Linked DNA regions of Homo sapiens: region 2 is linked to region 1. A link is a contact called in ENCODE Hi-C data. All regions are on one chromosome and are shown on one strand. The core of a region is the stretch at or near the end of the contact, and the rest is flanking DNA. Distances in the headings are between cores, read along the strand shown. Region 1 has its middle 48 kb from the start of SETMAR. Region 2 overlaps ITPR1 (inositol 1,4,5-trisphosphate receptor type 1).

Region 1 (6,670 bases), core at 2,655-5,154:
TTTAGAAAACTGCATCATCTCAGCCCCAAAACTTCTTGAACTGATAAGAAACTTCAGCAAAGTCTCAGGGTACAAAAGTCAACGTGCAAAAATCACAAGCATTCGTTTACACCAACAACAGGCTAACAGAGAGCCAAATCATGAATGAACTCCCATTCACAATTGCTACAAAGAGATTAAAATACCTAGGAATACAGCTAACAAGAGATGTGAAGGACCTCTCCAACTACAAAGCACTGCTCAAGGAAATAAGAGAGGACACAAACAAATGGAAAAACATTCCATCCTCATGGATGGGAAGAATCAATACCATGAAAATGGCCATAGTGCCCAAAGTAATTTATAGATTCAATGCTATTCCCATCAAACTACTGTTGACATTCTTCACAGAATTAGAAAAAACTATTTTAAATTTCATATGGAACCAAAAAAGAGCCTGGATAGCCAAGACAATTCTGAGCGAAAAGAACAAAGCTGGAGGCATCACACTACCTGACTTCAAACTATACTACAAGGCTACAGTAACCAAAACAGCATGGTACTGGTACCAAAACAGACATATAGACCAATGGAGCAGAACAGAGACCTCGGAAGCAATACCACACATCTACAACCATCTGATCTTTCACAAATCTGACAAAAACAAGCAATAGGGAAAGGATTCCCTATTTAATAAATGGTGTTGGGAAAACTGGCTAGCCATATGCAGAAAACTGAAAGTGGACCCCTTCCTTACACCTTGTACAAACATTAACTCAAGATGGATTAAAGACTTAAATGTAAAACCCAAAACCATAAAAACCTCAGAAGAGGCCAGGCACAGTGGCTCAAGCCTGTAATCCCAACACTTTAGGAGGCTGAGGCGGGTTGACCACCTGAGATCAGGAGTTTGAGGCCAGCCTGACCAACATGCAGAAATGCTGTCTCTACTAAAAATACAAAAAAAAAAAAAAATTAGCCAGGTGTGGTGGCACATGCCTGTAATCCCAGCTACTCGGGAGGCTGAGGCTGGAGAATCACTTGAACCCAGAAGGCAGAGGTTGCGGTGAGCCAAGATCACGCCATTGCACTCCAGCCTGGGCAACAAGAGCGAAGCGCCGTCTCAAACAAACAAACAAACAAAACCCTAGAAGAAAACCTAGGCAATACCATTAAGGACATAGGCATGGGGAAAGACTTCATGACAAAAATGTGAAAAGAAATTGCAACAAAAGCCAAAATTGACAAATGGAATCTAATTAAACTAAAGATCTTCTGCACAGCAAATGAAACTGTCATCAGAGTGAACAAGCAATCTACAGAACAGGAGACAATTTTTGCAATCTACCCATCTGACAAAGGTCTAATATCTAGAATTTACAAGGAATTTAAACATATTTACAAGAAAAAAACAAACAACCTTATCAAAGAGTGGGTGAAGGATATGAACAAACACTTCTCAAGACATTTATGCAGCCAATGGACATATGAAAAAAAGCTCAACATCACTGATCATCAGAGAAATACAATGAGATACCATTTCACGCCAGTCAGAATGGCGATTATTAAAAAATCAAGAAACAATAGAGGCTAGTGAGGCTGTGGAGAAGTAGGAACGTGTTTACATTGTTGGTGGGAATGTAAATTAGTTCAAACATTGTGGAAGACAGTATGGTGATTCCCCAAGGATCTAGAACCAGAAATACCATTTGACTCAGCAATACCATTCCTGGATATATACCCAAAGGAATATAAATCATTCTACTATAAAGACACACGCACATGTATGCTCCTTGCAGCACTATTTACGATAGCAAAGACATGGAACCAACCCAAATGCCCATCAATGGTAGACTGGATAAAGAAAATGTGGTACATATACACCATGGAATACTATGCAGTCATAAAAAGGAATGAGATCATGCCCTTTGCAGGGACATGGATGAAGCTGGAAGCCATTATCCTCAGCAAACTAACATAGGAACAGAAAAACAAACACCACATGTTCTCACTCACAAGTGAGAGTTGAACATTGAGAACACATCCACACAGAGAGGGGAACAACACACACCAGGGCCAGTTGCGGGGTAGGAGGTGAAGGGAAGGAAGTTGGAGGATGGGTCAATAGGCGCAGCAAACCAACACGGCACATGTATTCCTATGTAACAAACCTGCACGTTCTGTACATGCATCCGGTTTTTTTTTTTAGAAGAAATAAAAAAAATAAGTTGTATATATTACGTATTATTTTCTTTTTTTTTTTTTTCTGAGATGGAGTCTCGCTCTGTCGCCCAGGCTGGAGCGCAGTGGCACGATCTTGGGTCACTGCAACCTCTGCCTTCCGTGTTTGAGCAATTCTCCTGCCTCAGCCTCCCGAGTAGCTGGGATTACAGGCATGCACCACCACGCCAGGCTAATTTTTGTATTTTTTTTAGTATTAAAAAATCACCATTTTTTAGTATATAAAATCACCATGTTGTTCAGGGTGTTTTCAAACTCCTGACCTCGTGATCTGCCCACCTTGGCCTCCCAAAGTTCTGGGATTACAGGCTTGAGCCACCACTTTCTGTGTGTGTATATGCGTGTGTGTGTGTGTGTGTGTGTATAATTGTGTGTGTATAATTGTGTGTGTATAATTGTGTGTATATATATTCAATATATATCCATATATACATGTAGTATAAATGTTTGTAAATACGTTTTTAAAAGTCTGGAAAGATAGACTGTTGATAGTAGTCACCTATTGGCATGGATATGGGAGAAGACCAGAAACTCACAGAATGAGGAGCTTCTATACAAATTTTATTTATGCTTTGAGTTTCTAATTTTACCTAGGTATATTAAAGCTCTGATAACTAAAAAATAATAAATTTTCAAAGAAACTTGATAAATAGTTAAAAATGAGATAATTCTTAATTAAAGCAGTAGAAGTTCAGAAAATGATTACAGTAAAAAGATGACAAATTATTCCAGAGCTCTCTTCACCTCTGCAGGTCACATTCTCTATCTCCTTCTCTTCCTCCTCTTTAAAAAGCTAGCAATTGGAACAAACACTTTAGAATAACTGTTTCACCTATGGAATAAAATTTTGCACCCCCTCCCTTTTTGCTCATACCTCCTAGCCTTCCCAAATCCACACTACCCCTAAATAAAAGGTTTGCCAACTCTAGAGATCATTTGTACAACAAAAAAAGAAAAAAAAAAATCAAACCAATACAACAAACCCAAACTGGCCACTAGAGGGAGAACATCACACATAAAACCACTTTGAGCTACCACTCCACGGAAAACCATACCCACAGACGGAGGTACAAGGGTTGGCTCCACAAGAGATTGTTCAAAGGTAAAAGCTCACAGGCAATCATCAATGTGATTCAGCCTTTGGCTTGCCTAATATGTCCTGAAGCAAATAGTTTTATTAATAAATATAAAATTACAAATGTGAATATGTTTCCCATATTAGTGAGGTCTCCCCACCCTCCCTGCTCTGAATCAAATTTTTACAAATGTTCTGGAACAGAAGCAAATGTTGAGTTGGAAGCTGCCCTGAAACTGAGTCTTAACGAAACAATACCCATTTTTGAGCCCAGCCACAGAGTTAGGAGAAGCAAGTAAGAAACTTTAGCCTCGTTTTACAAAGAGCAGGGGATTTAATCTTATCAAGGAAGTCCTCTCATATACTTTTTCAGACCGCTATTTCATGAGGATGACGCAGCACACTTTTCCTTTCATTCTTCACACACTGATCTCAGTCGTCTTTATCAGCCACATTCTTTTTATGTATTTGTGCCTGGAACGAATGAGCTGATAATGCACCTTTTGATCATGTTTTCCAGTGGATGAATGTGTTCCATGCACCCAAGCCTTCTTCCACGCCGCCCCTAAAAAAAAGTCCATTTCTTTAGGGTAACATCATCATTTTAAAAAAGAAGTGACACATGGGTGGGGAGGGAGGTGTGATGGAAACACGTCTTTCAAAAATGTGTAGTCGTAGCCTCGGCCACTTCATTACCACATTGAGAATAATTTCTGCAGTGTGACTAAGCATCAACCCTTCAAGTTTGGAGTGGATTTAAAGCAGGTCAAAGGTTTACACTCAGATCCCTCTATACTGACTGCTTTAACCCTCCTGCCTTGATTGTACCTTTTCTAGAAGTACTTGCACATAATTTTCAAAATCTGAAGAAGAAATAGATTTAGTAACTTGTCCAAAGTCACAAATCTAGTAAGTGGTAGGAGAAGAATTTAAGCCCAGACAGTCTGGCTCCAGAGCCCATGTTCTTAACCACTAATCCATTCCACCTCCTCACTCTTTGCCTTTTTACTCCTGCAAGCTATCCCTTGCCCCAGTAATCTCCCGTCTTCAGTCCACCACTCCCCACCCCAAACTCACAATAAAACAATGGACTCAATGATACAGTAGAGAGAACGGAAGTCACAAAAATGGCGTGAGTCCTGGTTCTGCCTCACTCAACCGTGTCACCTGGGGCATCTTGAGTCCTAGTTTTCTAAGTGCACATTGGGAATATTAACCAAAAATAACCAGTTCCCCCCCAAAAACTACTCTGCAAATTAAATTAGGTCATGTACACAAAGCCTCCAGTACAGTGCCTGGCCCTGGAAAGCAAACCAGCCAAGACAAGAGAAGACATAGAACAACCACAATTTACCGCACAATGAACACAGTCTACCAGGAGAAAGTGAGCTGTTTCAGAAAGTAACACTTTCACCTTCCTCAATGGCTTTATAATACAGCCACCATCTGGGGAAAGATGGCTGGGGACATGGCAGGGTCCCACCACAATGTCACCTTGAGTGGAGGCTGCAATAGTCAGGGAATCTTCCATGACTTGCACCGAATACTTGCAAAGCCCTTTTTGGGAGACATTTTATACAAAGTGATTCCAACTACAGGATTGTTGAGGGTAGTCCATGCATAGAATTATGTTCCAAAGGATGTAGGTCCATTATTGCTGCGTGTAAAAAAAAAAAAAAAAAAAAAAAGGGTGACAACCCCATGGCAGGGCCATCTGTCTGTGAAGGGGCCAGGGAAGCAAATTCACCTCTACATTTAAGAGGTCTCCCAAAACAAACAGGAAGGAAGTGCTTCTGAACAGTTAATTTAACTTGCTCTTGAGGTCATTTAAACCCAATTCTTTTTGACCGTCCTTAGAAGAGATGGAGAAAGGCTGTCATTTTCTCCCAAGACAGATTCAGTCACTGTCAGACCTTGCTCTTCTCCTAGATGAACAGCTCTCAGGTTTTTTGGTTTCAGGATCCCTTTACACTCCTAGAAATCATTGAGGACCCCACAGAATTTCTGTAATGTGCAATATATCTACAGACATTGAACATATTAAAAGATTGACCCAAGTATGGTGGCTTACACCTGTATCCCAGAACTTCAAGAGCTGGAGGCAGGAGGATGGCTTGAGGCCGGGAGCTTAAGACCAGCTTGGGCAACATAGTGAGACCCTCATCTTTACATTTTAAGAAAAAATTAAGATTAGGAATTTTTTTGAGACGGAATCTCACTCTGTCGCCCAGGCTGGAGTACAGTGGCGTGATCTCCGCTCACTGCAAACTCCGCCTCCCAGGTTCACACCATTCTCCTGCCTCAGCCTCCCGAGTAGCTGGGACTACAGGCACCCGCCACCACGCCCGGCTAATTTTTTGTATTTTTAGTAGAGACGGGGTTTCACCGTGTTAGCCAGGATGGTCTCGATCTCCTGACCTCGTGATCCGCCCACCTCGGCCTCCCAAAGTGCCGGGATTACAGGCGTGAGTCACTGCGCCCGGCCTAATTTTTTAACATAAAAATATACAAGCTCATATTCTGTGAGCCCTCAGGCTACATATCATACAGTCTCTAGAAAACTCTACTGTATACTCTTAGATAATTTAAAAAACAAACAACATCTTAATATTATTATGAAAATCAGTTTGACTCACAGGCCCCCTGAAAGGGGGCTGGAGGTCTCTGGGGTCTCCAGACCACACTTGGAGAACTGCTGAGCTAGATAAAACCTCCTACAACAGGTTGTAGTGAGTTCTGTCTGCCACATCCTGAACCCTTCTACTTGGACATCATATTGATTTTCATTTGTTTATTTTCATTTTTATGATTTTTAGGGACAGGGTATGGCTCTGTCACCCAGGCTGGAGTGCAGCAGTGTGATCATAGCAAACTCCTGAGGTCAAGCAATCCTGCCACCTCAGTCTTACTCCTGAGTTGCTAGGACTATAGGACTATGCTACCATGCCCAGCTAATTTTTCTATTTTTTGTAGAGATGGGGTCTCACTATGTTGCCTAGGCTGATCATGAACTCCTGGCCTCAAGTGATCCTCCTGCCTTGGCCTCCCAAAGTGCTAGGATTACTGGCATAAGCCACCCTGCCCAGCCCCCATCTTGATTTTTAAGTCTGGTAATTTATGTAGTTAGAATTAAAATCCTGAACCAGTAATATCAAAGAAGGATTAAATAAGAAGTAAGAATGTAAACAATGAGGCAGAACTACCCAAACAACTATTCTCTAAAACTGAAATGCAAATTAGCACTGAAGACACCACAGAAAACCTTGAACAGGCAGATCAACACAGTATGGGCCAACAGACTATCCTCCCTTTTCGTTTTTCCTTCTTTTTAATTATTGTTATGTCCACAAATGACTTTTCCATTGGTATTAAACC
Region 2 (4,686 bases), core at 2,187-4,686, 340 kb after region 1:
TTTCAAGAGATCTGCTTGTTAAGTCACCAAGATCACAAGCTGTTTGCCTAGGAAATAAGCTACGAATCAAAGTTTAGCTATGTCTCCTGTGCAGCCTTGGACCATGTAGAAGAGACTGCGATATTGAGTGAATTAGCACCAGGTTTCCCTTACAGACCCACTTGGGAATTGACCTGTTCTCTAGGCATGGCCCAGCCCACTACTATCCCTTCCCAAGGAAACCCATAGCAAGTAGGTAGATGACTGGGGCATAAGCCCAGCATGACTATTGTAAAACAGTATAGAACTCCCTTTCTTTCCTAAAGGTCGATGCTAACTGTAAAAAACTGACAGTAGCCCAAGAGTTGTACAGATCACACTTGTGTTCACTTTGGTTTCTAGGAGGGAAATAACAAGCCACAAAAGCATGAAAGCACCAGCAGCTACAACTACAGAGTGGTCAAAGAGGTAAGCTCCTCCCCCACCACCATTTTTCCTTTCTTTATGAATTCTCTAAGGAGCTTTAGTTTGTGATAGTCAAGTTGAAGGTACACACATTTGAGCTTTTTTCTTCATGTGGTTTAACAGGGAGAAAGTAGAGCTCAGAGGTTAAGCTCATGGGTTTTGGCATCAGATCTGGGCTCCACACCCAGCTCTTCTACTTATTATTTTTGTCCTCAGCTTCCTCACCTTTTGTAGGTGCAACCTTTCGTAGGCACCGCATATTTCTGAAGCTTTACAATTGAAGGAAGGACTAATTGAGAATACTGTCAGGGAGTCATCTAAGTGCCTGGTACACAGTGTCCCCACTGAGAGCTGTAGTTTTTTAGAAACCTTTGCGTACGCTGGTTCAAAGTTGGGAGGCTGGGAGCTTTGTGTGTTTTACCCCAGAGCAAACTCTTCCCAGGGTCTCGGCAATGATGCCAGGTCATTCCATTTTAAGCGATATCTCTGAAACTGTCCCACTTGTTGTTGAAGCCATAATCCCCTGCTTATTCTGGAAGACGTGACCTTAGTCTTATGGATTTGGCTTGATGGAGTCAACAGAAATGCCACATACTGAAGGAATTTTGTTTTACGTTTTTAATGCATTATAATCCCCTTTGCCTCCCTGCCCGCCACCACCCTCTGCAATCTTTTTCCAGCTATAGTTCCTAGTTTTCTGAGACTGATTTCTTTCATTCTACTAGATTTTGATTCGGCTTAGCAAACTCTGTGTTCAAGAGAGTGCCTCAGTGAGAAAGAGCAGGAAGCAGCAACAGCGTCTGCTCCGGAACATGGGCGCGCACGCCGTGGTGCTGGAGCTGCTGCAGATTCCCTATGAGAAGGTGAGCGGTGCCTCATGCACAGCAGCTGCTCTCAGGATGGGGCGGATCCCTGGGTTTCCCCAAACTCTTCACATCTGGATATTGTTAGTGAAGAAATGCATCCAGTGTGACTATTGTGACTACAAAGCAATTTCAGGTATTGATATGAAACAGAGCATCTGAAAAATAAAGTAAAATCACCCGTGAATAATCCTCATCCCCAGTTTTAAGATTCTGTAAAGAAAGAGAGTCCATTTATTCTCCATACTCCCAAGACATATTGGATAGAGACAACTTGGTCTGTGTCAGAGCTTAGAGCTATATCTACCCATGAGTTGGTGTGTTTCAATTTCATTTGCAATGTGACTCAACCAATTTAAGTATCACCAGCTATTAAGTGCATGTAGGAACATGGGATGTGCCCACTTTTGAAGTCCTCAGTAAGACGCTGACATCTGCTTAAGTATTTGGATTTATCAGGTGATGCTTTGATCTAGGTCTTCTTTTCTGTTGCTGGAAGTTGTACTTTGCCTCTAATTTTTCACATTAGCGTTTGTCATTGATACGTATTTGATTTGGGGAGGCAGGAGCAGGCTGACAGTGCTTTGCATGCATGTAGGCTGACAAGACACTTATGAAATCATTCATTCAAGCCTACAAGACCCACTCGGGTATTTGTGTTGTGCCCACTTGACAGATGAGGAGACTGAGGCTTGGGGAGGTTTAGAGGTGAAAAGCTCAGACTCAGGTCTCTTGAGTTGACTATTAACTGCTAGAGAGACTGATTTGCTAGAGAAGACTCACCTGATGAAGGCTCATTTCTAGGTGCTTGCAGGGTGCCAGGCGCCATGCTGAGGCCTTTATACACATTATTAGCTCATGCCATCCTCAAGACACGTGGATGAGATGGGTGGTGCTATCTTTAGCCCCATTTTAGATGAGAGAGCTGCAGCGGGAGAGGTTCAGTAACTTGCGTGGATGGCACAGCTGTGTAGAGTGAAACTGGCTCCACTTCACTGTGGATCTGGGGCCTGCTGCCTTCCCTATGCCTGTCGCCTTCTACTCCAGGAAATTTCCTATGAAAGGATCCTCCTCCTCAGTCATGGGGACCATATGAATCGGGCAGGTCAGGCCTTTCGGTAGCTATAAATAAAGTCCAAGCTTAATCCCTGTCGTAGGTATAATACCTAGCTAACTTGTAGTTGATACAGGTGTGCATTATCATCCAAACTTTGCCTGTCATTTAGACTAGAACCAACAAGCTGATCTACTTCCTTGTGTGTAAGGAACGCGAGGGGGTCATTTGCTAACCATAGTGTTGTCTCATAATATCATCAGTTTCCCTAATGAGAGTTATGCCTTCATAGAGCAGGCTTAATCTACAGGTAACCAGATGTGGTTGGAATTGGTGACTCAAAGGAAGAATATCATGTGTGTGTATATCTGTGTGTGTACATGTGCACGCTTTTGTTTGCTTTTGGATGGGCACAGACTTCCAAAGAACGGTGGAGGAATCCCCCACAGGTAATCTCTTGTGACTTGATGTCTTTGGGGCTTGCTTTCCTTGGAAAAATCCGCTTCACACCACAAGGGTTCTTCACTTAGCTTGTGCACCAGCAGATTCCTTTTATACGGAAGGACTGGAGGTGTGTGGAACTGTTTAAGGTTACAGCTGTCAACCAGCAGTGGCTGTCTGTCCCAAGCCCTCTGATTTCTTAGAGCTAGAAGGTTCACCACCCCTCCTGTTAATAAGGGACAAATGTAATCCCCATTATGTTGTCCTGGGACTTGCTATTAATGTCCTTGTAAATTCTCCTCTGTTTTGGTTTGATTGTCAAAGCTGGGAGCTCACCTTCCTCCCACAACTCTGTTTTGTCACAGAGTTATTTTTCTAGACCAGGGGTTAGCAAACTACAGGCATGGGCCGAATCTAATCCACCACCTGTTTTGAACAGCATATCAGCTAGGAATGGTTATTACATTTTAAAATAGTCACATAAGTACCTACATAATGTCCTTGATACTCCCTCTCTACCCACAAAGCCCAAAGTATGTGCTGCCTTGCCCTTTAAGAAAAAGCTTGCTGACCTCAGTCTAGCCCGGAACCAAAAGCTAACATTTACAGAGTAATCACTGTCTAAGCACTTCATGTGACTTTTCTCACTTAATCTTCATAACAATCACATGAAGTGTGCACTTTTGTTATCTCCTTTTCACGGATGAGTAAACAGCGACACTGAGAGGCTAAGAAATGTGCTCCAGGTCACACAGCCAGGAAGTTGGAGATCTGGGATAAGAGTAGCGCAGTCAGGTTTGGTGACCTGCATTCCTACCTGCTATCCTCTCTTGCCTCTGAAATGAGGTGATGGCTGTGAAGACTTAGGAAGACTATTGTGGGCTGTAAGAATATGAAGGATGATTTCCAGTTTAGAAATTCTTGTTCTGTTTTTACTCTCTTAAATGTTTGCTTGTTTAGAATTGGACAAAATGGCCATGGGTTTTATAGAATTGGCTTATTACGGAATATTTAACTCTAAAATACTGAGTTTATGCTATTAATGTATGAATCACATAATCCAACCACGTGAAATGCCAGGGAGGGTATTATCCCCATTTTGCTGATGGGAAAACTAAGTCTGAGGTTAAAAATTGTACTTGGGATGATAGAGGAGTTACGGCAGGCACAGTTGCTCTAATGTGTGATCTCAGGAGATTTCCACTTTGCCATGGGAGCTGATGGCAAAAGTTAATGTCTAATAGGTCGGACAACTTAAAAAGGTGAACCCAAGAGGGAAAATGACTACTCAGCGTCAGTGAGGAAGTCAGCCCCAGTTCTGTTGTCAGTCCCTGTTTTTGTTTACTTTTAAAATTTTTATTATTTTTATCTTTTGTTAGAGATGGGTGTCTCACTATGTTGGCCAGGCTGTTCTCAAACTCCTGCCCTCAAGTGATCCACCCAAAGGGGTGGGATTACAGGTATGAGCCACTGTGCCCAGCCCGTCCCTGTCTTTAGAAGTAGGGGGTTCAGAAGTTTCAGTCCTTGCTGGATAATGGACTCATGGATGCCTTCTATTAGCCTTACTCTGCAGTGCTCCCTCCCACCCAAATAAGATCTTCACTTTCATCCAATGAGCATAGACAAGTTACTGGCTTCTTTTCAGCGTCAGCAGTGCAGCCCCTCAATATTTACCCACAACAGGTCCCCAGCAAACACCTTCTGACTCCCACGTTAGCAGGAGGTGTTGGGTATAGGAGAAGCTGGTCTCCTGGCCCAGCAATCAGTGCTTTCATCTGTCTCCTCCCACACAGGCCGAAGATACCAAGATGCAAGAGATAATGAGGTTGGCTCATGAATTTTTGCAGAATTTCTGCGCAGGCAACCAGCAGAATCAAGCTTTGC

The links. A loop is a pair of places that touch in the nucleus more often than their neighbours do. Pooled maps may share reads with other maps.
Region 2: a loop to region 1 is called in a pooled map, with 2.5 times the contacts of the local background. The contact joins two enhancer-like sites. A Hi-C loop is called at or near these places in 1 of 168 maps with a recorded cell type or tissue (K562), 1 of 37 single-sample maps with no recorded cell type and 6 of 50 pooled maps.

Annotation. Positions count from the first base shown.
Region 1 is chr3:4,347,772-4,354,441 of GRCh38, forward strand. It overlaps a transcript of SUMF1 not described here. Among named protein-coding and RNA genes, the nearest start is that of SETMAR, 48 kb to the left of the region's middle. Within about 2 kb of position 3,905, at least 7 of the 41 ENCODE cell types and tissues checked have a DNase peak (open chromatin) inside an H3K27ac peak, as active enhancers do.
Region 2 is chr3:4,683,900-4,688,585 of GRCh38, forward strand. It overlaps ITPR1 (inositol 1,4,5-trisphosphate receptor type 1), which reads left to right. Exons shown (of 62, transcript NM_001378452.1): 29 at 382-447; 30 at 1,170-1,307; 31 at 4,596-4,686. Among named protein-coding and RNA genes, the nearest start is that of EGOT, 65 kb to the right of the region's middle. Within about 2 kb of position 3,437, at least 5 of the 41 ENCODE cell types and tissues checked have a DNase peak (open chromatin) inside an H3K27ac peak, as active enhancers do.